Regions from separate parts of the Homo sapiens genome. Here regions 1 and 3 are each linked to region 2. Evidence: read pairs that join two places in POLR2A ChIA-PET (ENCODE). Cell type or tissue: MCF 10A. All regions are shown on one strand.

What was found. Peaks named below come from ENCODE experiments on the same cell type or tissue, not always from the same donor. Only the 100,000 strongest peaks of a DNase experiment are listed, where the experiment ranks them.
Region 1: POLR2A ChIA-PET joins it to region 2 with 14 read pairs; 5 of 35 experiments call an interaction of 5 or more read pairs at or near these places.
Region 3: POLR2A ChIA-PET joins it to region 2 with 38 read pairs; 4 of 35 experiments call an interaction of 5 or more read pairs at or near these places.

The regions. Positions count from the first base shown.
Region 1 is chr7:116,806,819-116,814,818 of GRCh38, forward strand. LOC124901731 (a long non-coding RNA gene) reads left to right here and starts at 4,202. Exons shown (of 3, transcript XR_007060489.1): 1 at 4,202-4,284. In MCF 10A, a CTCF peak has its summit at 3,044 (motif pointing left); a DNase peak (open chromatin) is centred at 3,063.
Region 2 is chr7:116,627,964-116,635,963 of GRCh38, forward strand. The region is part of intron 2 of COMETT (cytosolic oncogenic antisense to MET transcript); the gene reads right to left. Among named protein-coding and RNA genes, the nearest start is that of MET, 40 kb to the right of the region's middle. RefSeq lists enhancers at 2,448-2,567, 5,476-6,675 and a silencer at 4,198-4,398. In MCF 10A, a CTCF peak has its summit at 5,973; DNase peaks (open chromatin) are centred at 3,148 and 5,778.
Region 3 is chr7:116,687,814-116,695,813 of GRCh38, forward strand. All of the region lies in intron 1 of MET (MET proto-oncogene, receptor tyrosine kinase), which reads left to right. COMETT (cytosolic oncogenic antisense to MET transcript) reads right to left here and starts at 214. Exons shown (of 5, transcript NR_165033.1): 1 at 128-214. In MCF 10A, no CTCF peak of the experiment used is centred here; DNase peaks (open chromatin) are centred at 298, 4,078 and 5,018.

The DNA of each region.
Region 1 (8,000 bases), 180 kb after region 2:
GAGGGAACGCAAATTAACCAAATCACTACTGAAATTCTTCACTTTTTAAGCTAAAATTGCTTGTTCTTGCTTTAATACCAGAGAAGACCTGAGTCCTGGTTGACTGTTAGTGAGGAGTTGTATCAAAAGAACAAAGGTTTGAAGCCAGTTAGGGCCAGGTGCCTATCTCAGCTCTGCCATCTACTCATCATTTGCCCATCAGCAAATTCAATTTTTCATTTATTTGGTTTAAAAATATTACTGAGACCCTTCTACGTGATAGGTGCTATTGCAAAGAAGGAAGATACAGCAGGCAATATACTAGCCAAGCCTGTTGCTCCCAAGGGGCATTTATTCCAAAGCAGGGAGAAAGAAAGAGAGACAAAAGGCAGGGGGAGGGAGGAAGGAGGGGAGAAAAGGGGAAAGGAAGGAAAGAGAAAAAAGAGAAAGATAAGAGATAAACAACAAAACTATCAACATTTGGTGGTATGAAGCCATGGAACCAGAATGAGACTATCTAGGGATCGGTACCAGAGAGGGCCAAGGATGCAGCCTTAGGGCACAACAGTGCCTAGAGGTCAGGGAGGTGAGATTGAAGAGGCCTTACTTATCTCGTCATAAAATGCTAGGTTATCACCTACAAAGATTTTTTTTTTTTTTGAGATAAGGTCTTGCTATGTGGCCCAGGCTGGAGTGCAATGGCTTGATCTCAGCTCACTGCAGCCTCCACCTCCCAGGTTCAAGTGATTCTCCTGCCTCAGCCTCCTGAGCTGGGATTACAGGTGTGCACCACCATTCCCAGCTAATTGTTTTTTTTTTTTTTTTTTTTAGACTGAGTCTTGCTCTATCGCCGAGGCTGGAGTGCAGTGATGTAATCTCGGCTCACTGCAACCTCTGCCTCTCAGGTTCAAGCAATTCTCGCGCCTCAGCCTCCCGAGGAGCTGGGATTACAGGTGCACGCCACCATGCCTGGCTAATTTTTGTATTTTTAGTAGAGACGGTGTTTGGCCACGTTGGCCAGGCTAGTCTCGAACTCCTGGTTTCAAGTGATCTGCCCACCTCAGCCTCCCAAAGTGCTGGGATTACAAGCATGAGCCACTGTGCCTGGCTGATTTTTTTAAAATTATGTACATTTTGCTACTAGCCTATTAAAGATACCCAACAAATGTTAATTTCTTCCTTTTTTTTTTTAAATCCTCTCCCTCCTCACCAACTCCCACCATGCAAATATAATTAATCTCTGGTTCTAAAAAAAAGACAACTGAGCTCCTGCATACCAAAGGAATAAAAAACTAACACTTCCTTTAGCTCAATTTAATCTAGGCCCCACTGAATGTAATAGTGAGCAAAGACCATACAATAGCAAATCATTATAGATCACAACTAGTAATCCCAAATGACAGGTCTCCTCTGTTCTGAATTTCATTTCATTGAAATTGTTCCAAAGTTTGCATCTTAAATTACACAAATTATATTCACTCCTGTCTTCTATTTTAAAAGGGGAAAATTGTGCATTCATTTACCTGTTCCCTTTAAACATCTTAACTCCTGCTTACACTTGTATGAAAGCATTGATCTTATCATAATTAGAGAAAGTTCCTAAAAACAAAAAAAGCAATGACACACAATTAATCTACAGTGTGTATATCAGAATTAGGTTCAGAAAATCCCAAAACAACTGTAGCTTACAGGAGATGAGCTTTTTCTCTTACACAAAACAGGTTGGAGGATGGGCAGTTGGGGGCTGGTGTAGAAGCTGCAGGATGTTGGCAGGGACCCAGGCTCCCATCCCTCTACTCCACTATCCCAAGGCATGTCTTCTATCCTCAAGGTCACCTTGTGGTCCAGATGGCTTCCTGCCCTTCAGGAAGGAGGAGGGAAAGCCTGAGTCAACACACTTTACAAACCTTCCTTATAATAGAAGGGGTTGAGGAAGGTTGTGTGGAAGATGCTTCTGAGTTGGGCCCAGATGGACAGGTAGGAAAAGGACATCCTCCATAGAGTGGATCATGTCAGCAATGAAGTCAGAAAAGTACAAGTATGGTTAAGGAACAAGAAAGATTCATCTGAATATAATAATATTTGGGAAAAATAGTAATGCGTGTATTGAAGATGAGCCTTGGTGTACAATTGACTATAAGCCTCCCCGCATATAACAGAATGATTCTCTTATTTTCTCATGATCTGGGGAAGTAGGTTTGGAAATTCAAGCCTGGGGTGGAGTAATAGGAAAATATAATCAGAATAAAGAGGATGAGTTTTTTGTTCTTTTGGTCTTCCAGCCCCTCAGCTCTGGCCATGCCAACGCACCCCTTTCCGGGAGTGAGTCCACCCAGAACCCTTCGTGCCCATGGACATGCTTCAATGCTGTGCACTGGGTTATCTCTCTTGGAAGAACACAAACACACAGGCTGGCGCACAGTAAGCACTGCAGAAATATTGTGGATGAAGAATCTAGAAACTAGGGTGCATGCTCCAGGAGTGTAGAGAGAGCCCAAATCAAGATGCACCTTTAATATCACTCTAAGGTGTTAGGAAATGGGGAATGAGGAGAGGCTTTCAAAACAGAGGGGCAACAAAATCAGAACTATTATTTGGAATAGTAACTCCAACAGCATGAATTGGAAGAGGAAATACCTTAAAAGATGAGTTAGGAGACTATTTCATTCACACAGGAGGGTCTAGATAACTAAAACAGAAACAACAGTCATATTGAAGAAGACTGGCAAGAGGTCAGCATCCCATGATCGCGCTGCACTGTTGCTTTATATGATTGTGTTTGATGGCACGATTGTTTACAACCCTTGACTTTCTTCCCTGCTTTATCATTAGCATTACTTTAGAATAATGAAGCCTGTTCCATCCATTAACTCCACTAACATTTGATCTCCCCATAGGTTGAGGTTAAAAATTAATTACTCTTCCAACATATTGATTACATGACTATAAATATAAAAACAGAACTACAGAGTAACTACAGGGACCCTTTGTTTAAATAGCATGTTTGCTCTTTTTAAAGGAGGTAATTAATGGCAAAGGACTTTGGAACTGGAGGAACATGCTAGAAAAGCAACCCTTGAGTGCCATCTAGTGTTGACAACACATTTAAATGTAGTGTATCAAAGAAAGGTCTGGTTTCTTACACTGTAGGTGACTTAATTGTTGAAAGCAGGCAATGTTTGAATAGTAAAAAACCAAACTTACCCTGCCTTTGTTGCTTGCCACCTGGGTATTAACATGAATCTTCATTTTTGAACTTCAGTGGGAGGAAGCCTTCATTTCAGCTTCTAGGTCAAGGTGCGTTAACAGAATTGGAGGGCATTGAGTTTAACTCACATAACTCTTTCTTTTTGTCATTCCAGGAAAAAGTTACCCCTAAGGTAAAGCTAGCATGTAACTCCTCCTTTTCCTCCCTTTTACCAGTTAGTTTCAGACTATTTCACCTAATTAAAAATGAACTCATAATATTTCATGAATTAAAGAATGGAGAACATAGAAGAGGTTAAGAACTGGTGTTGAAATCTCCTGCCATGGAAATTCATTGTTACTGAGGTGGCTCATATATCAGAGCACTGCCTTCTGCGGACATTAAAATTCACTTTGTTTCGTGTCCCTAATACTGCCCAGCCCTTGGGAAGCACGAAGCTGACATTGTATTAGGCAATTCACGCTGACCTAATAACTCAAAGCAATCATCACTGGTAACTTAAAGTGACTACACTCCAAAAGAAATAGAGCCTAAGGTCACAGTTATAAATCTTACCACAGGAAGGCCAAAGATTATAATCTTTATGCCAAGTGCTGCAGATTCCTTTCTGCTTAGGAGAGTCATATTTCAAAGACTTTACTAATCTGAAACCTATAGGTGGTTGTGACAATAGCAGATATGGCTTACATGACATCAAACCCACATTTTAAAGAACACTGGGTAAATCAGTAAAAAAGGGGCAATTATATTTATTATATCTGCAGCCAAGACTGTATACTTTTACCTTCATACTATACTGAAATGCAATATCATAATTGTTTTTGAACTCAAAGGCCTAACATATAATAAAAGCATAGTTAACTAAGGAGGCGTGTGATCCTCTTATCAGTGTATATTTGCATAATTTGCAAGCAGTCTCTGAGTTTGCTATGATGATGTGTAAACAGAGGGTATTTGTTCAGTTGGAACTTTGTGCTGTGGAGACTAAAGTCAAAGGTTTGATCCCTAATCAGGGCAGACAGCTTCACTGTTGGGTGACTGAAAGCACTTTATCATTATGCTTCCTCAAGATCGAGGGGCTTCAGGACAGTGAACATGTAAGTTGCCCACTGCTAAAGAAAAACATGTTTTAAATGTTTTTATTTGACTTTTTTTTATATAAGGAATGTATGCCTTCTTTGTGCAAAATAAGATGTGATTTTTTTAAAGCTAACATTCTTGCAGACTCTAACAATCTCCTCCCGCATCCCCTCTGTTCCCATAGCTTCTCTCACCTCCATATTTACAAGCCTCTCATTTTTATAGAAAGATATACACATATGTTGATTTTAGAGTTTTAAATAAAAATAGGATCATGCTGTATACATAATTTGCAACAGTTTATTTTGACTTTGCAGCATATCACAGGTATTCCTCCAGTTTATAATTCAGTCTTTCTCATTGCTACCTGACCATCTGTAGAATGGCTGTTACAATCCACTCAGGCTGTTTCCAGTATTTTTTTTTGGTTTATTTTGTTTACTGTTACAAACAATACTACAAAAAAACTTTTACGTATAATCTAATATACTGGCCTTTTATTCTAGGATACAGTCCCAAAAGTGGGGTCAGTAAATCACACACTGTTTGTATTTTATTAGATATTAGGCAAGTTGTTTTCCCCAAAGGCTGCACCTTTTCACACTCCCAACGATATTTGAAAATACTTATTTCCCTATTTTGTACCAGCTTGGGACATCAGCACTCTTTTTCATTACTGCCAAATAAGTAAACAATGGTTTCTTACTGTTGTCATAATTTGCTTTTCCATGATTAACAGAGAAGTTGACTTCCTGTGTTTATGTGTTTTGTAGCCATCTGCATTTCTTTAAATTGCCTTTCCACAGCCTTTGCCCCATTTTATTCTTTCCTCTATTTTTTATTCAATTGTTTGTCTTTCAGCAGGTGGCAAACTCTTCTTGTAAAATAGATATATTAACCCTTTGGCTGGGCGCAGTGGCTCACGCTTGTAATCCCAGCACTTTGGGAGGCTGAGGCAGGCAGATCACTTGAGGTCAGGAGATTGAGACCAACCTGGCCAACATGGTGAAAACCTGTAACTACTAAAAATACAAAAGTTAGCTGGACGTGGTGGTGCATACCTATAATCCCAGCTACTCAGGAGGCTGAGGCAGGAGAATTGCTTGAATCCAGGAGGTGGAGGTTGCAGTGAGCCGAGATCACACCACTGTAATCCAGCCTGGGCAGCAGAGTGAGACTCTGTCTCAAAAAAAAAAAAAAAGAGAAAGAAAGATTAAACTTTTGTCTTTACCTTTGTCTTTATTACAAATTATTTTCCTGACAATCATTTATCCTTTGACTATGTTTATGTCTTTTGCCATATAAAAATTTTAAATCTGTATGTAATCCAAAATATTTGTCTTTTCTGGCATTATGTCCTCTACCCTTAAAAGGTCTTAGAGAGTCTTCCTGGACCCAATATTGTAGAAAAACAATTTCAAGTACACACCTTAACGATGGTGGACTTTTAACTCCAGGGATCTCAAACAAACAACCATAGAAGTCTGGCAGGTTATGGAAAGTTATGATACCCAACCAATAAGAAAAATAGGGTATACTGGGGGCTGTGATAAAATACAGCATGTACACCCCATCTAAAGGAGACAGTCAGTACTGTCAACCTCAAATAACCAAAAGGATCAGGGTTTAATTTAAAGAGAGTTTATTCAAGCACAAAGTTTGAAGATGGCCCACATGGAAACACAAACTCCAAAGGAATGGAATCAGTGCTTCAAAATAGAGAAGTTAAGGTTTCACTTATTCATACAGAATCAGAGAGTTTTTAGCAAGATTATGACATTTTTCATACAAGGTTGATGCATAGTTACAGCAGTTTAATATGTTACAGGCAGCATTTCTTTTGGGAAGATACATTTAACATTTTTTACAGAGAGTGTAAGAGTCATGAGATTTTTGTCATGTGTTCTAAGCAAAGTAGGACAATAAAGGGAAAGTTAATTTGTAATAAGGACCATTAACTAAGAAAGCAGGAAGTTTTTGTCCCTGACGTCACTTAATTCTCTCCAGTCACTGTACAGAACAAGAAAAATAAAATAGCAAGTTAATCTATAATCTGAGAAACAGAAGTTGTAACTACATGTGACTCAGATCACAGTCGCATCTCTTTCAAGACTTAAAGTGTTTGAGGGATTCCATCAGCTTTTTTTTTTTTTAGATGGAGTTTCACTCTTGTTGCCCAGGCTGGAGTGCAGTGGTGGGATCTTGGCTTACTGCAACTTCCACCTCCCAGGTTCAAGCTGTTCTGCCTCCGCCCTCCAAGTAGCTGGGATTGCCCACCACCATACCCAGCTAATTTTGTGTATTTTTAGTAGAGATGGGGTTTCACCATATTGGCTAGGCTGGTTTTGAACTCCTGATCTCAGGTGATCTGCCTGCCTTGGCCTCCCAAAGTGCTGGAATTACAGGCGTGAGCCACTGCGCCCAGCCTCCAGCAGCTTCTAAGTTATATTTATTTTCATAGTTCTAAACTCCAGTCAAGATTGGCCCTTGAGTAATTCAGGCTAAATGTTACCACATCTTCTTGTTTTTCTCTCTGAGAAAAGCCAGCTAACCAGATTTTTATATAAAATTTCCCAACTTTAAAATATATGTTAGGCCTTTTTATTATTTATTTATTTGGAACAGGGTCTCACTCTGTCACCCAGACTGGAATGCAGTGGCACGATCATGGCTCACTGCAGCCTTGACTTACCAGGCTCAAGTGACCCTCTCACTTCAGCCTCCTGAGTAGCTAGAACCACAGATGCATGCCACCACACTTGGCTCATTTTTAACATGTTTTTGTAGAGGTGGAGTTTCACTATATTGCCCAGGCTGGTCTCAAACTCCTGGGCTCAAGGGATCCTCCTGCCGTGACCTCCCAAAGTGCTAGGTTCACAGGCATGAGCCACCGTGCCTGGCCTTAACCCATTTTTCCCCCCGAGACTGAGTCTTGCACTATCGCCCAGGCTGGAGTGCAGTGGCATTGATCTTGGCCCACTGCAACCTCTACCTCTTGGGTTCGAGCAATTCTCCTGCCTCAGTCTCCCAAGTCCTGGGATTACAAGTGCGCACCACCACACCCAGCTAATTTTTGTATTTTTAATAGATATGGGGTTTCACCATGTTGGCTAGGCTGGTCTCAAACTCCTGACCACATGATCCGCCCGCCTTGGCCTCCCAAAGTGCTGGGATTACAGGCGTGAGCCACCGTACCTGGCCAACCCATTTTTTAAAAAATAAAATTGCTCAGGCCACACCAAATGTGTCTGTGAGCCCCTGACATAAAGCTTAGTTCCTCATGGTACTTGCGCTATGAGAGAAAAAAAAGCCAAGGATTTACTATGCATCGGGCATTGAAACTCATATACATCATTTTTTTAATCCTCAAAATAGCTTACCACTTAGTGTTAGTATGATCATTTTAGAGATAAGAAAACTGAAATTAAGGATGGATTAAAAATTTATCCACGTTAATCAGCTAGTAACAGAGCCAAGATTTCAACCCAGTTTTTCCAGCTCTAAAGAGTAGCTCTTCCAATCTTATCATGCTATAACTCTCACGAAATTCCAAAGTAGAAGGTCATCTTTATTTTCCCACTTTTTAGAAAGTGAACCGTAAAGATCTTAAAGGGCATCTCCAGCATTGTTTGAAATGTAGAACTCCGCCGGGCACAGTGGCTCACGCCTGTAATCCCAGCACTTTGGGAGGCTGAGGTGGGTGGATCACTTGAGGTCAGGAATTCCAGACTAG
Region 2 (8,000 bases):
ATTTCAATGTAAAAATAGTACCACAAATTTCTATAAAACTACCTAGGGATTTTAATCAAAATAAAGTCAAGCAATAACAGCTACCATTTAATGAGCATTTATTATGTGTCATGCTCTGTGCTCAGTTCCTTTCATGCATAATCTTCCTCTAATGTAGAAGGCTTCAGAATTCCATGAAAAATGACAGGCATCTAAAAGGGAAAACTTGATTACAAAATATAGGCATTGCACTGACTCTGAAAAGCAGTGGGCATATGGGAGGAATTATTAAGGTAATAAGCTTTAGAGACACAATCATAAAAATGTAAATGTACCAGTTAAGTCAATTTTTCCCCTTGGATCAAAACTGTAGTCTCTGTAGGTTGGGAGCACAGAACCTTGAGGAGCTCTTGGGAAATGTCAGAGCAGGCTTAACAACTTTATCCACTGACACGCCTCTAACGGAGATTCTCTGCAGTATTGGAAGCATCCCCAACCTGCATTAGAGCACTAGCCAAATCTGGAGTGACTGACATGGTATTATAGCATTATTGTTATAATCAAACAGATGTTCAGAAAGTAAAATGATAAAAAGCAAAAATGAAATATAAATCACAAACGGTTTATAAGTATCCCAGCAGGAAAAAAAAATCAAACTTTTACAAGTATTTACTAAGTAAAAATCTCAAAAACTTAAAGATGAAGTAATTCCATTATTATTTATGCACCAAACCAGTGCCACCAACCCATACAATATTAACCATGAAACAATTATAATGATACCTAAAAGGGATAAACAAAAAAATTTACTTCATCAAGTAAAGACCAATTATTATCACAATTAAATACTAACCTATATATTAAATGGATCAATGTATGATGTGAAAAGTGAAAACAAAACACATTTCACCATTTGGAGTAATGAAAGGAAATATGAGTTATTTCTAAAAAATCAAAGTAAGTACATCTAGTATTATGATTGCTAACTGAAGTCAAAAATATTAATAGTGATTAGGAAAAAATCACAGCCCACCAAAGAGATCACCTAAGTTTTAGATTTAGATGATAATAAATGTAAGAGTTTAATTAGTTGTGAATTAGTTCAGGTGCCCTTTAAGCTATTTGTACTTAAGTGACGTGAATCATGCCTGACTTGGCTGGCTGCATTTGTTTCTAACTATGATTTAGCCTGGGCACACATTAACTTCCTTAGCATAGTGTGAGCACCGGCCCAGTGAATGTCTGTCTGTACAATCCTGGTTAGGTTTTTTAGAAGAAAGTTGTTTAAAGAAAGGTAAAAAAGCATAGAGACTTTTGAAACCTGTTTTGTTTTCATGTTTCTCTAAAATTTCTCTGGGAACAAAGGCTGTTTCTTGCCAATTATTGGAAGAGAAGGGAAGTATCCTCTGTTCACCTTACCGAGTTTGCCTCTTCAGGGCATGTTTTTGCACAGAGAAATCTCTTACTGTAGCCTCATGCCTTAGGAGAGAGGTCAACAGACTTTTTCTTTAAAGGGCCAGATGGTTAATATTTTAGACTTTGTGGACCAAGAAGCAAAATCAAGGATAGTACATAGACACTTACATAAAAAGAAAGAAAATATATTTTCACAACATTTTTATTGGTAAAATTCAAAATATAGTGATTATAACAATTCGGTACAATTCTTTTGGAATACAGGTCTACTAATGAAAAGAATGAAATTCACTTAATCAGGAGTTTAAAGTTACAGTTCTAACTGGGCCCAGTGGTTCACGCCTGTAGCCCCAGCACTTTGCAGGGCCAAGCTGGGTGGATGGCTTGAGCCCAGGAGTTTGAGACCAGCCTGAGAAACATGACAAAACCTTATCTCTATAAAAAATAGAAAAATTAGCTGGGTGTGGGAGCACACACCTACAGTCCCAGCTATTCTGGAGGCTGAGTTGGGAGGATCACCTGAGCACCAAGAGGTCAAGGCTACAGTGAGCCATGATCACACCATGGCAACAGCCTGGGTGACAGAGTGAAACCCTGTCTCAAAAAAAAAAAAAGTTAGAGTTCCCTATCATCAAATAAATTGCAAATATTTATTTGTAAAAATTATTCTTAGCTCATGGGCCATACAAAATAAGATGGCCAGATTTGACCTGAAGATCATAGTTTGATAACTAAGAGACTTCATAACCGTGCCATGAAAGGGTTAAAAGGCAGACGAAAGCAAAGACCAGCAACAGTAGAAACTGTAACTTACATTTTTTTCTGAAATATATTTATGTGCTTCTTTATTGCACACTTCATTTTACTTGACCTTCTCTTTGATTGGCCAAAGGTATCCATTTGCCTTGGGAGTAGATTAGAATTCTTAAGCAGAAATGAAAAGGGGGAGAAACAATCAATGTTTAGTGACTGACTACTAAAATAAAAATGTTCAGTTCCTAGTAAGACCAGAGTACTGAAGTCAAGCATAGCTGAGAGAGTTAAACTTTTTAAAAAATTATTTAAATTTCTCTCTATATCTAAAGAGCCAGATTTGACTGGCTGCTACCTTCGGTTTCACTCATATGAAGAGACAGGTTTCACTGACTGCTACCTTCAGTTTCACTTAGCCAAAGTGAATTCAAACTGTCTCCACAGGAGAGAAGAAACACTGTGTGTCATTGGGCATTATGTAAGTCACCTAAACCTCGGACTCTTTATCTGTAAAATGGGAATAATGATTCCTACTTCCTATGGTTATGTGATTAAAAGACCTAATGAATATAGAGCACTTTCCACAGTATATGCCAACAGTACTCAGTAAACCTTAGTGCTCTGACTGTAGTAGATAAACAGATCAAACAGTTCATCTTTATGTATGATGTAAAGAATATCCATTACATCTGAGGTAATCCACAAAATGAGTTTTTCCTTAAAGGCGTCTACTGTCTAATCATTCAGGGTCCATTTTCCATGCATTGCTTATGCAAAGCTTATTATCCTCTTCCTTCACAAGGTCCTCTTTTACCTGACTCCATGCTCACTGCCTCACCGTTACCACCTCTCCTAGACCTGAGCTTGCTCTGCCACAAAGCAGGTAGTGTCCACTCCGCCCACTTCTCTATACTCTTGGACTCAGCACTACCGCTTCTATGGGCTCTTCCAAGGTTCAGAAGCCAGGACGCCAGTGAGTCAGTTGCCAAGTCAGAGCCACAGGCTCAGCTGCTGTGACGCGCCCCTCCCCTTGCGTCATTAAACAGTCAGAAGACTACAGCACGTGTCCTTAGGGAAAAGAAGGCTCTCTTGAACCGGTGCAAGCCTCTCCCTTTTCCACCAGTCATTTCAGAGTCTCAAGCTTAAAAGTGTATTCTCCAGCAAAGAAAAGCTGTCCCATACTTAGAGCTCTCCTCCCAGTGAAGATCCAAAACAGACTATGAGCTTATTAATGGTCATTCTCATAGAATTGTAACATTCTAGAGCTGAACAAGGTTTAAAGGTAGTCTAATACAGCCCTTTCATTTTGTAAAAGAAGAAACCGGGGCCCAGAGAAGCTTTGGCTTGTCTGAGGTCACAGAGCCAGATGAGACCTGATTCTTAGTCCTGTATCTTTCCATTAGATCCTACTATTTTCTGTTTGATCTGGTGGTAAAAAGACAGGGTTGGATTACATCATGCATGCCCTTTAAATAATACAATCCAAGTAACTGCCATATTATAGGGACTATTGACAAAAGAAGGGAACACCCTCCTCCACTGAGATCTGCATATATTGCAATAAGCAAATGTCTTACATTTAACTTGATTATCTGAAAATTGAATTTACATAACTAGGAACACATGTGATATTATGATGGGACTAATGCACACCAAAAAGGATGACTTTTATCTACAAAATATACTCTTAGTATCCTGACTAGGGACAATGAAAAATTCAAGATGTTCAATTCTCACCCATCTGCGGTGTGTGTGTGTGTGTGTGTGTGTGTGTATATATATATGTGTGTGTGTGTGTGTGTGTGTGTGTGTGTGTATTTATCCTGACAGTATATGACAGATCAAAATTTTCAATTGGTGAAGTTTCCTATAAACAAGGAAAGACCTGGCCCTGTTATGAGTTTGCCCTTCAAGCTGGAACTCCAGCTGGGACTAAATCCAGTGCTGTGGGGCTCAGCAGTCGATGTTGTTGAGACTGAACACAGATTATAAGGACATTGCATTTATCTAGACTTTGGTTAAATATAAGGGTTACAATAAAAAGAAAGAATATATCATGTCAAATTTGGCCAAATCCATGTAAACTCTAACCTACTTAGCCTACTCAGCATACACATTCTGAACTGTAAACTATAAACATTAGTTGACTGATTAGTCCTCAATTTCACCATGGATTAAATAACAGAACACAGAGTTACTGTGAGACTTGTGGTAGAAAATCTTTAATTCATTCCCCACATATGTGCTAACATTTGATACAGCTTAGAATTTAAAAAAACATAAAAGAAGGCTATAAAGTAAAAGTTACAAAAAAGGGGGAGGAAAAGGAAAAGGAGACAGATGATTTTATCAGAAACTTGGAATGAGGCACTTGTCACAACTAAACACTGAATTTACCCTGGGCTTCCTGACCACAAATAGTAGTGATGAAACTAAGCTCCTCATTTTTATATATTTATAACCACATAGACAGCACTTTGTTTATCTCATTTAATCCCCCTGGTTTCACATATTTTGAAACCAAGGGAATCACATATGTAAAGAATTTTCTGAGTTGCATGGTTATAAGCCAAAACTGCCTAAACTAATGTAATGAAATTACATTATGGACTAATTGAAGGTCTACGATTACTTATCCAAAACTACTGGGAACAGAATTCAGAATTATTCAGGATTTTAAAATGTAATCAATTATATAGAACCTATGTTAAGTATCATATGTTACATATCATATTCAGATAATCTAGGGTAGTACCCTATAATCAGACAGATTACTATTTCTAAAATGAAATCTATAAGGGGTTACACTGGCTGGTGTAGGTGAAGTCTATAAATATCTTCACATAAGTTCACACTAGATTTGATTTTGCACCACTGGAATTTGTCACAAATTTATGAAAAAGTTTAATTTTCAGAGCTTTTTGGATGTAGGAATGGTAGATAAAGAGATTATGCTTATGTGCTCACACACATACAAACACTTGCACATACACAACAAATAACTATACATAAGCGGTGCAAGCTTGGCAGTTTTTCTTAATATCTGTTTGACCTGCAACAAATCATATGAATCTGGGCCATTTTCACACACATTAAAAATAGGAGTAAATGTGGAATTAACCAAAGATAAACTGTGACTAAATGTTGCAAACACTCTTCGAAGCACTCTCCATGAATGAGCATAGCCGGGAGGTTAGCAGACCTGAACGCCTTCACAGCTCTGCTGTTGACATTCCATGTGACCCCAGAAAAGTCACTTGGTTTCCCTGGTCCTCAGATTTCTCTCCTGTAAAATGAGGCCGTTGGAAGTGATGGTCTCTAAGGCCCTTTTCAGTTCCACAAGCTGTGCTTATAAAGTTTTTCATTTTATTCATGTCTATAGGTTTAATTTTTAAAAACAATACCCAATAATAAGGTTTCAAATTATCTCTTGGTCTAATGTGCCTGTTTTTACACAGTGTCAATCATCCTTGAGTCACTGAATCACAAGAGTTTTAGGCCAGTCATTTCCTTCACCGTTTCTAAATACTGTACCCTGTTTTACACACAAGCAACGTGAACAACGAAGCGTGATGGTAAAAACAGGACGCTCCGGCTCCCTTCAGCTGGACTTTGCAAACCTCTTTGTGTTATTTTACACGCCTTGATGTCCTAAAAATAAGAACAGAAAGTGCCGCAAGATTATTTCTCAACTCTGGAAATATTTGTGAGTAATTTTGCCAAACTTTATTAGTCAGAAATGCTAATTGAAAACTCCAGATGGCAGCATCACAGTCACCTTGCTTTGCTAATTTTCTTTGAAATCTTGCCCTCCTAAGAAAACACATTGAAAAGAAATCTCTTTGAAACATTATCTTCGGCATGGAAATTAGCTTCTCAAGGATTTTAAAGAGCAAACTCTTACTTGCGGCCTCTTTGTTCCATTCTTTTTTGTAAAGTCACTGTTTCAATTTATAAAAAATGAATTTTGGGATAGCCCAATGGTAGGATATAATAAGTTGAGATTTTATTTTTAAAAAAATACTTATCAGTTTTGAATCTTACTAAATTTTTGGAACTCAGGGGGCAATTACTGCATTTTCTAATGTCCTCCCAGAGCCAACTCAAGTTCAAAGTTTCCAATGACCTTGAATAGGATTTTGTGTTCATGTCAGCTGTTGGGATATGAAGAATAAAATAAGAATCTAGGTCAGTGTTGCTTATGCTGATAGCATAGCTTGTGTATTTCTCCATGATTTATATTTTTGCTAATGTATACTTTCCCCTTTAAATGCAAAATATGTCTCTAATATTGCACATGTGTATGTGCACACTCAACAACTTCCCTAACCTGTCCTCAAAACTGGTAACTTATGTCACTACAATTACTTAGTTAACTGATCAAACTGCTAAACAGCCTAAATATCCTAATATATTTTATTTAAGAGTTTAAGACCAGGTCCTCCAAATCTCACCTTGATTTTCTACCTTCTAGTATGTATACCTCCTGCCCTTCCCTGGTTGCCTCCATGAGTTTAGAATGGAAGGTGGAAAGCAAATGTAAGGATCAGGACAGCTTATCTTTTCAGCCCTTTCATCTGTGTCCCAGGCTCCCTCCTACACTCGCACTGTGCCTTGAACAGTGGCCTGAAGTTAATATATCAGTATTTATGATGGTAGAGACACAGTTTGACATGTAATATATCCCAATACGTACTATTGTGGAAATCTACTTGTAGTTCATCTTTCCCAGCTTAGTGAAAGAACATGTGTTCTAATATATAGAAGAAAAGTTTTTATGGCTCACTTTATATTTTTGAACATTGCAACCCATTTCCTAATTCAGGAAGCTTTTCTACACTTCTTTTAAATAGCCATTGCTATTTCTACTCATTTCTCTACTTTTCTGAATGATAGTTCTACTTAATTAATGTATTTTAAAGTTTAGCAAGCAAAGTTATGTAATTTCTCTGCCTTTTTTCCCCCTAAGAGTAAGGCCTTGGAAAATACACACAAAAAAAGTTATATATTTAAGATCACTATAAAATATATGAAGAAACATTTTGATAAGTTCAGTGATTTAATTGGGGATATGAGTCCAGGCGTGATAGAGCGAGACCCTGTCTCAAGAGCACGAGAACCCACTTACTTACCACCCAAACTCACCTCACCTATCTAATTTTAGCAGTGGCTCATGCTTGTAATCCCAGCACTTTGGGAGGCCAAGATGGGTGGATCACTTGAGCACAGGGGTTCGAAACAAGCCTCGTCAACATAGCAAAACCCCGTCTCCACTAAAAATACAAAAAGTTAGTCCCGCGCGGTAGCCTAAGCTTGTAATCCCAGCTACTTGGGAGGCTGAAGCATGAGAATCGCCAGAACCTGGGAGGCAGAGGTCACAGTGAGCTGAGCTGGAGTCATTGCCCTCCAACGTGGGCAACAGAGCAAGACACTGTCTCAAATTAATTAATTAATTAAAAATTAAAAATTAATAAATTTAAACGGGGGTATGGAAAGAGAGCAACCTCTTTTCTCCCCGCTCCACTCTGGCCCTAACATACCACTCACGCAGCCCTTGCCTGGATCACCACCCTCATTGACCTTACAACACTTGCTGATTTTGCCTACTGATCCACCTGCAGGTGGGGAGTAAAGAAGAATCAGGGAAAGTCTGTTAAGGAGAGATGGAAACAGGGCTAAGTCATAAAATTAGATAGGTGAGGTGAGTTTGGGTGGTAAGTAAGTGGGTTCTCGTGCTCTTGAGACAGGGTTTTGCTCTATCGCCCAGGCTGGAGTGCAGCGGTGTAATTTTGGCTCACAGCAACCTCCACCTCCTGCGTTCAAGCAATTTTCAAGCCTCCCAAGTAGCTGGG
Region 3 (8,000 bases), 60 kb after region 2:
ATTTTGAGACTAGAGGGGGCTTGGCCTTTGGCACCCTCACACCTCTCCCCTTTGTCTCTCTGTCCCTGGGTGCTGATTTCTCTTTCTTTGTGTGACAGCCACTGTGAAAAGAATGGGGTTCACTCACCACCTGCATTCCTCCACAGCCATTTGATATCTGCTTTCGATAACAGCAGAGGAAACTGATCAGTCATATAAATCCAATCCTGAGCATAGTTCCTCGTTTGGAATTGTACCATGCTTTATGCCGAGGACATTTTCAAACACGGAGGGAGGGGATGTCTGATTCATTCGTGAGTAATGTACCAGCTTCCTCTCCAACTTGTCTCCCTTCAGTGGTTCACATTCTGACTATTCAGTCGGTTTATCCTTTCCAAACCCAGTATTTGAATGCAACTGGCAAAGGTTGATTGCCTCTTTTTTTTTTTAATATATAGACTTGGAAAGATGTTTCTCAAATGTGATTTGCGGATTTATGTTATTCAGTCTTCCTGGATTAATTGAACAAAAACTGGTAACACTGCTACACAGTCTGAATCACAAAATTATGTCCATCCATTTGGCTGAAAAATACGAAAACAAATACTTGTATAAGTTTTCATGCATTTTAGCACTTTCTTTACATTGGGGAAGTTCAACCTTCACACTTTCAAGGGCAATGAAACATTTTTGTCTGACCTACAATTTATTAATGGGACAAAAGCCCATCTGTCAATCAGGGCTCTGAGAGTTCAATGTATTTTCTGAACAATATTTTTTACATTATGTACAATGGTAAAAACAAATGTCCATTTATTCTTCTTTCCAAGAAGTTGAGTACTTTCAACCATTCTTAAAAGGACAAAGATGTTTGCTGACAGAATATGAATTTATAAAGGATAATCTTGAGGATATAATGGCATTCTATTCTTTTTATCTTTACTCTTGCCATATCAGAGTTGGATAATAGTCTCAATCATATGTTACAACTAGAAAATGCACAATTGGCTTTTTCTTATGCTAACAGGCAGCCATTTTCAACTTTTTAAATGATTATAGGACTAAGAGGGGATGCAAAAACAGATAAGAATCTGAATAAAAGCACTATCTGTCAAAGAAACAACATTTGTGTAATAATCAAGAAACCGTTTAGAGCACCCCCTGGAAACATTAATTATAACACATGCAAATCATTCCTGTACAAAGCTTAACTTGTTTATCTCCTATAGCCACCTGTATTTGAATTTTTTAATAAGCTCATTTATTATAAATAAAGCATGTAAATCAATCTGGGAATACCTTTTCTGTTTCAGAAATTTCATGTAAATGACAGGCTGCCACATACAGTACAACTATAGAGGGGAAAAAGTTTCTTTACTCCCTTTCATATAGTTATACCTTCATATGACACTTAAAACCACCTGCCAGGAACTTTTAAAACATGTTTTAGATGCACAGAAGCAAACCCAAATGAAAAAATGCTATGCAGTTTTGCAATACATATATACCACAGAAAGCTTTAAAAACATTCTACCCCAACAGATAAATAGATTTGGCCCAAATCTTTTTAATGTGAGTTTTGTGGGTAAAAAAGATTATTGTTCCCTTATTTTTCCCCATTTGCTGACGACTAGGATTGTCATATAAAATACATTCCTGGGACATGCTTATACTAAACAAATTATCCACTGTTTATCTGAAATTCAAATTTAACTCAGCATCCTATATCTTTACTTGCTAAATCTCAGTTGGGATATGGGCTTACTCTTTTTTTTTTTTTTTTTTTTTTTTTTTGAGACAGAGTCTGGCTCTGTCATCCAGGCTGGAGTGCAATGGTGTGATCACGGTTCACTGCAGCCTCAACCTCCCTAGCTCAAGTGATTCTCCCACCTCAGCTTCCACAGTAGCTGGGACTATAGGCACATGCCACCATGCCTGGCTAATTTTTTTATTTTTTGTAGAGATGGGGTTTGCCCAGGCTGGTCTCAAACTCCTGAACTCAAGCAATCGTCTGGCCTCAGCCTCCTGAAGTGCTGGGATTGCTGGCGTGAGTCACAGTGCCTGGCCTGAGCTAACTCTTTTTTAAAGAGTTAAAATACTGGTTCCTATTTGTTTTTACTTCTCTAGTATGGGAGGCTGTTACTGTGGCTTCTGTCTTGGGGGGCAATTTTCGAAGGGCTTCAAGAACTTGAACCGAGGTTAGAGGAAAACCACAAGATGGCTAAAGGGTGGGAAAAGAAGAAATAACACTATTTAAACTTTAGATGAGAGGACTAAAGTGATGAAACAGTCACCAGGTATTTGGAGTGGTCTCACCCAAGGGACTGTGCCAACTTCCTCATTTTTTATGAGGGCAGGCAAAAACTGGCCAAAACACAAGTTAGGATAATAAGCATAGTAGCTATTATTAAATGCTAGGGTGTGCTGCATAACTGAAGGACAGTGTTTCTCACAGTTTATCTCCAACTCTCATGGCCAACCCATGAGATGTATATCATTATCCCCACGTTTTGAATATAAGAAACTGACACTCAAATCAGAAGGCATGTCAGTGAAAAAGGCCATATTCACATCCCATCTAAGTCTGTCTGACACTAAAGCCCACACTCTCTCCACTACACTCCACCTTGTCTCCAGAATGTTTTGGGCTGTTTAAATGTGATTATACCAAAGAGCAGTTGAATGCACTGAAAAATTCTGAAGATTCCTCCTGTCCCTTCGATTCACTGTTGGAAACCATTGTCAAGGTAGTGTCTGGCTACGATAGAAGGGATTTTTGACATGGCCTATTGTTTTATCTTTTTAAAGTAAATGTAGGTGCTTTTGATGATCATAACACTAACTGTTAAGTCTTTAGGCATAAGAATCAAGCATTCAACTAAGCATGTTTACAAATTTGCTTTCAGCCCAGTGGATCTATCCACTTTTCCATTTAGGTTGCACATTTAGATTTCGGAGTTTATCCTGTTATCTTCAAATCCACGGACTGTACACTCTTTGAGGGAAGAAACTCTTAGTATCTAGTCAAGTACGTGGCATGCAATGGGTGCTCCCAAATACTTGATTAATATCATATGATATAATGTAATATGATTCTTCATAAACAGTGAGTGTTTATAAATACAGTATTTTAAATGTCATTAGGAATCTTCTATTGGAATCTTAACTTTATTTTAATAGACCTACTTTTAAAGTTAATAAACATAATATAAATGTGGACAGGGCTAAGATTTTTCCCTAAGATTTCACTCTGGCAAGTCTTCCTGGAGATTTAGCCATGGCTATTTTTATGACTGTAATTTCCTTAATATGGGGCCTCAGCCATATTCCATCATCATAAATCCCTTTCTTGCACTTAAAAGCAATGTTGAAATATTTTCCAGTTTCTATATCTTAACTCTTTACTTAGATCCATTATTTCCATTTTGAGATTATCTTATGTAAATATTGTAGAAGATTTTAGAATTATATAATAAGAAAATACTAGTATACCACCTCAGAAATCTTAACTAATAGATATGTTCTCAAATGCAAAGTGAAATATTTAAAGTAATTATTCAAGTAAATAAAGAGACCATCTTTGTCCCAATTACTTGAATATTTTACGTAAAGTTGGTTTTATGCACTTGACTTTGTGTTTAAACTCAAGTTTGTAGTATTGTCTACTGGACATTGTTAGCTCAGGACCTTTTCAGGAGCAAGGAATGAAAGAATCATTTTTAAACTTATTTAAAAAAAGAAATAAGGAAGAAAAGAAGAAATTTTACTGGCTCGCCTTAGCTTAAGACATGGCTGGATACAGATGCTCAGACAATCACATCAGGAGCCTGCCTCCCTCCGTGTCTGGGCTCTCTGGCCTCTTGGGTCAGTTTCATGCTCAGGCTGGCTTTCTCCACATAGTGGCAAAGATGGGCATCAGACATCCCAAGTTAACATCATCTTTAGTGCTCATGCTGTCAGAATGAAAGAGGCCCTCTCCCAGCATCCATATTAAATCTCCAAAGAGATTCTGTTTGGCCTTGCTTTGGCCACATACTCAACCCTGACCAAGCTCCGTGTCAAGAGAACAGAGTTCGTTGAAAGGCCAGCCTGGTTTGCACACTCATTCTGTGTTGAAAGATGTAGACCATGTGATTGACAGTCCCAGGAGATAGGAGAGGGAGAATTTTCAAAAGAGTTGCCGGTATAAGAGACAGTGGATTCTGGGAAGGTAAAAAGAGGTATTTATTAAAATACTGTGCCTTTGGAATAAAAATCTTTTCCAGGAAATGCAAATAATTTAAAACAATTCAAATAAGGATCATACATTTTAAAACAATTAGAAATACACTCAGAAGAACTGAATTGCTCATTTAGTAGATTTCAGATAATATTTTCTCCTCTTTGAACCTCAGTTTTGTCATCTGGAAACACAGGATAATGCTTACCTTATAAGGTAATCATGATTAGAAGAGATGATGGAGCTGACCATATCTATTTACTATAAAGTGCTATCTACATAGTTATAAATTATGACAGCTAAGAAAATTAATCCCTAAAGAAAGCAAAATTACCTATGTCACGGTTTAGAAAGTCTCTCTCTTAAGAAGAAACTTATTCTATTGCCTCTGTTGGGTTTTTTCCTGAGGAATCGGTGTTTGAATGCAATATACATTTTTGTAGGCTCTGCAATGTTTTTATGATGAGGACAGTCATAGTGTTGACAATTACTCAATGAATACTTAGAGATTTGAATGTATCGCTAGATTTCTGGGAAATGAAAAGACCAATGTAAGCTAGTTGAATGAGAAAACCAGAGGTGGGCAGATGGTGGACAGATTAAGTCGCTGGTTTTAAAGGTAGGCTGAACTGGTATTTGTAACTATTAATAACAGCCATCTTCTTTAAAGGAAGTACTCCTAAATATCAATAGTTTAGTGGCCAAGGTGCCATTGAGATGATCACTCCCAGGAAATGTTTTGCCAGTGATATTACCTTAACTTTCATCTGAAAAGAAATAAAGAAATGTTTTATGGATGATTCACTTTCACCTGATATGTGCACAACATTTTAAGAGAATGAATTAGTCAGTCTGTTTGAATCATCTTTACGTGTTCCTTTTAGCAGGGAACTCAAAGTTGGTTAAATGGCTAGCTCTATTTCAGAAAGCAAAAATAACAGAAACAGTGAAAAGACAGTCTATATTGAAAGCCTGATCCAGACACATCATGGGGGAATAAATATATCAGGACAAAAATATATGAAAAGTGAAAGTATTTCTGGAGTATTTCACTACCAATATAAATATTAAAATGCTCACACAGCCAGATCTGGCAAGTTACATAGATGAGGAAGTGAAAGCAATAATATGCCAAGTCAATGGCATTGGTGTAAAATGTAATCATAGAGGAACAATCTCAGAGTTGAAAATTATTAGAATTGGAAAACACTTTGAAGTTCTTTAGTTCCACCCAGGAGTATGCCATTAAATATTTAATAACCATCCCTCTGCGGGCTTTAATAACAAGCCCTGATTTGTAGTGTTTGCCAATTTCTATGGTGTCAATACAGCCACCATGGCTGATTTTAGGCTACCAAGATGAGGTCACTGAAACACAAGTTGGGAAGAGATGCACATAGTAGGCTGTCATGAGCCAGCACACAGCTGGTTCAGCATTATAATTTTCAAATAAGAAAGCAGTTGACCTCAGAGGAGTTGGGTGACTTGCCTGGGTCATACAAATAATTAGCTGCACTGCCACAACTAAACCTAGGCCCTCTCCAGTGTTTGACCTCAGAATTGTGAATGCATTATGAGGAAAGCACCATGATTGATTGATTGGTAAGCCCACGTGACTTTCTGTCCTAGTTAAGTTCCCCTTTAAGGGCCTCCATAGACATTTCTACATTGAGTTTAAACTATAGTCTGCCTATCTCCACTACTGGCCTGAGATCTCACTGACATTTGGAAAGCGTTTTATTTATCTTTGTATCTTCAGCACTCTGTACAGTATCTGACACTTAGATGCTTATAAGTGTTTGTTGGGGGCCATGTACGAACAATAGAGAACATGCATTGACCTGCTATGTGCCAGGCAGTGTTCTTAGTGATTTACATGCATTAACTTATTGAATCCTTAGAATAACTCTCACAAGTGAGGTAGGTACTATAATCCTGCCCATATTTTAGATGAGAAAATACAGGCTTAGACTTACTTGCCTAAGGTAACATGGACAGTGATTGGATTTAAACCCTAAAATCTGGCCAGTGCCTGTGCACTTGGCCTCTCAGTTGTCACTCATTTAACTAGCAGTTATCATCATAGTGCCCAGCTCAGCGCCAAATACTTCTAAAAGGTCTCCCTCCTTTCCTTAGGAAGGACACAAAACGTTTCCCAGAAAAGATCTGATCTGACCAACACACACCTTTGTTAATGGGGAAGGGCCTTTATTAATGGGAATGATCAAGGAAATGGGGCGTTTTTGGTGATTACATTTTCTCATTATCTGAGGTTTAAACAGAAACCTCTAGTTTAATTAAAATTTCTGTTGCTGACAATAGGCCCTAGTCCCATTTTTTTCTTTAATTAAAAAAGTTAACCTTTTTTTGATGTATTCACTTGAAAAATGGCATCACCATATGGTAACAGATAATGTAAAGAAGGTGTAGGAGATTAAGGTACTAACTCCAACTGTGTTCTGTGAGGGTTTTTCTTTAAATAGAAAATATATTCTTCTTCCCCACTGATTTTCCATTTCATCAAATGAAGTAACAAAAAGCCTATTTCTACATGTGTACATTTTCTTGGATTCTTGTCCACTGAGATTTAGTACAGTGTGTGACTTATGTGCGAACCTTAAGATATGAATCTTATTTTAAAAACATAATTTAATATAATATCTCTAATTTTTTTGTTTTTGTTTTTATTTTTTTTAGATGGAGTCTCGCTCTGTCATCAGGCTGGAGTGCAGTGGCGCAATCTCAACTCACTGCAACCTCCAATTCCCTGGTTCAAGAGATTCTCCTGCCTCAGCCTCCCAAGTAGCTGGGATTACAGGCATGCGCCACCACACCCAGCTAATTTTTGTACTTTTAGTAGAGACGGGGTTTCACCATATTGGCCAGGATGGTTGTGATCTCCTGACCACGTGATCCACCCACCTCTGCCTCCCAAAGTGCTAGGATTACAGATTATTTTGAAGGCTCCTTCAAAAAGCCTAGAAGAAAAAATGTCATTCACACTTCACACTGCATTAATGGACATCAACTAACATGCAAATTGGTTACAATATTTTTCTCCCTTTTGGCAATAATAATTCGTTTCCTTTCTTTCATTATAATTTCTACAGAAAATACAGCAATAAATTATATATTAAGCTCAATTTTGTTAGATACACTGATACCATATTGATAAGTGCAGTTAACTTTTCACATAATATTTATTTTTCCCATTGTGCTCTAGATGGTTTAGATACATATTTGCAGTTTGGTTTACAGTTTGTATTTGCCCTCTAGTACAACAAATTGTCCCTAATCCTTTTCTTCTATCCCTTGTTATTCCCTCTACCAGCACCAAAAATTTGCTAGTACATTGCAAAACAATGAGAATTACAGATAAAATAGCAAGCATTTATATATACTCTATATTGATCAAAGTGCTTTCAGAGATGAGATCTCTTTTTGATCCTTAAAATGGTCACGTGAGAATATCTGACCCTGGGACTCAGAGGTGGGTGATTGCCTGGAGTCACACAGCTAGAGAGGGAAAGGGCTAGAATCAGAGGGCTGATTGTCTGACTTCTGTTCTAGTGCATGCTCCCACCTCGCTTTGGAAGCTGCTTCGGCATAGTGAAGCACTTAAGAGCATGGATGGGTTCTTGTTAGCCAGACGTGGAATTGAATCTTGGTTCTAACTGTGTGATTTTAGCAAGTTTGCTTATCTAGAAGAGAAGGATAATAATACTTCCTTCTTCACAGGGTGGTGATGAAGAGTAAATCAAAGAGTTTAGCAGAATGCTTCCCATATGGTAAGCACTCAATA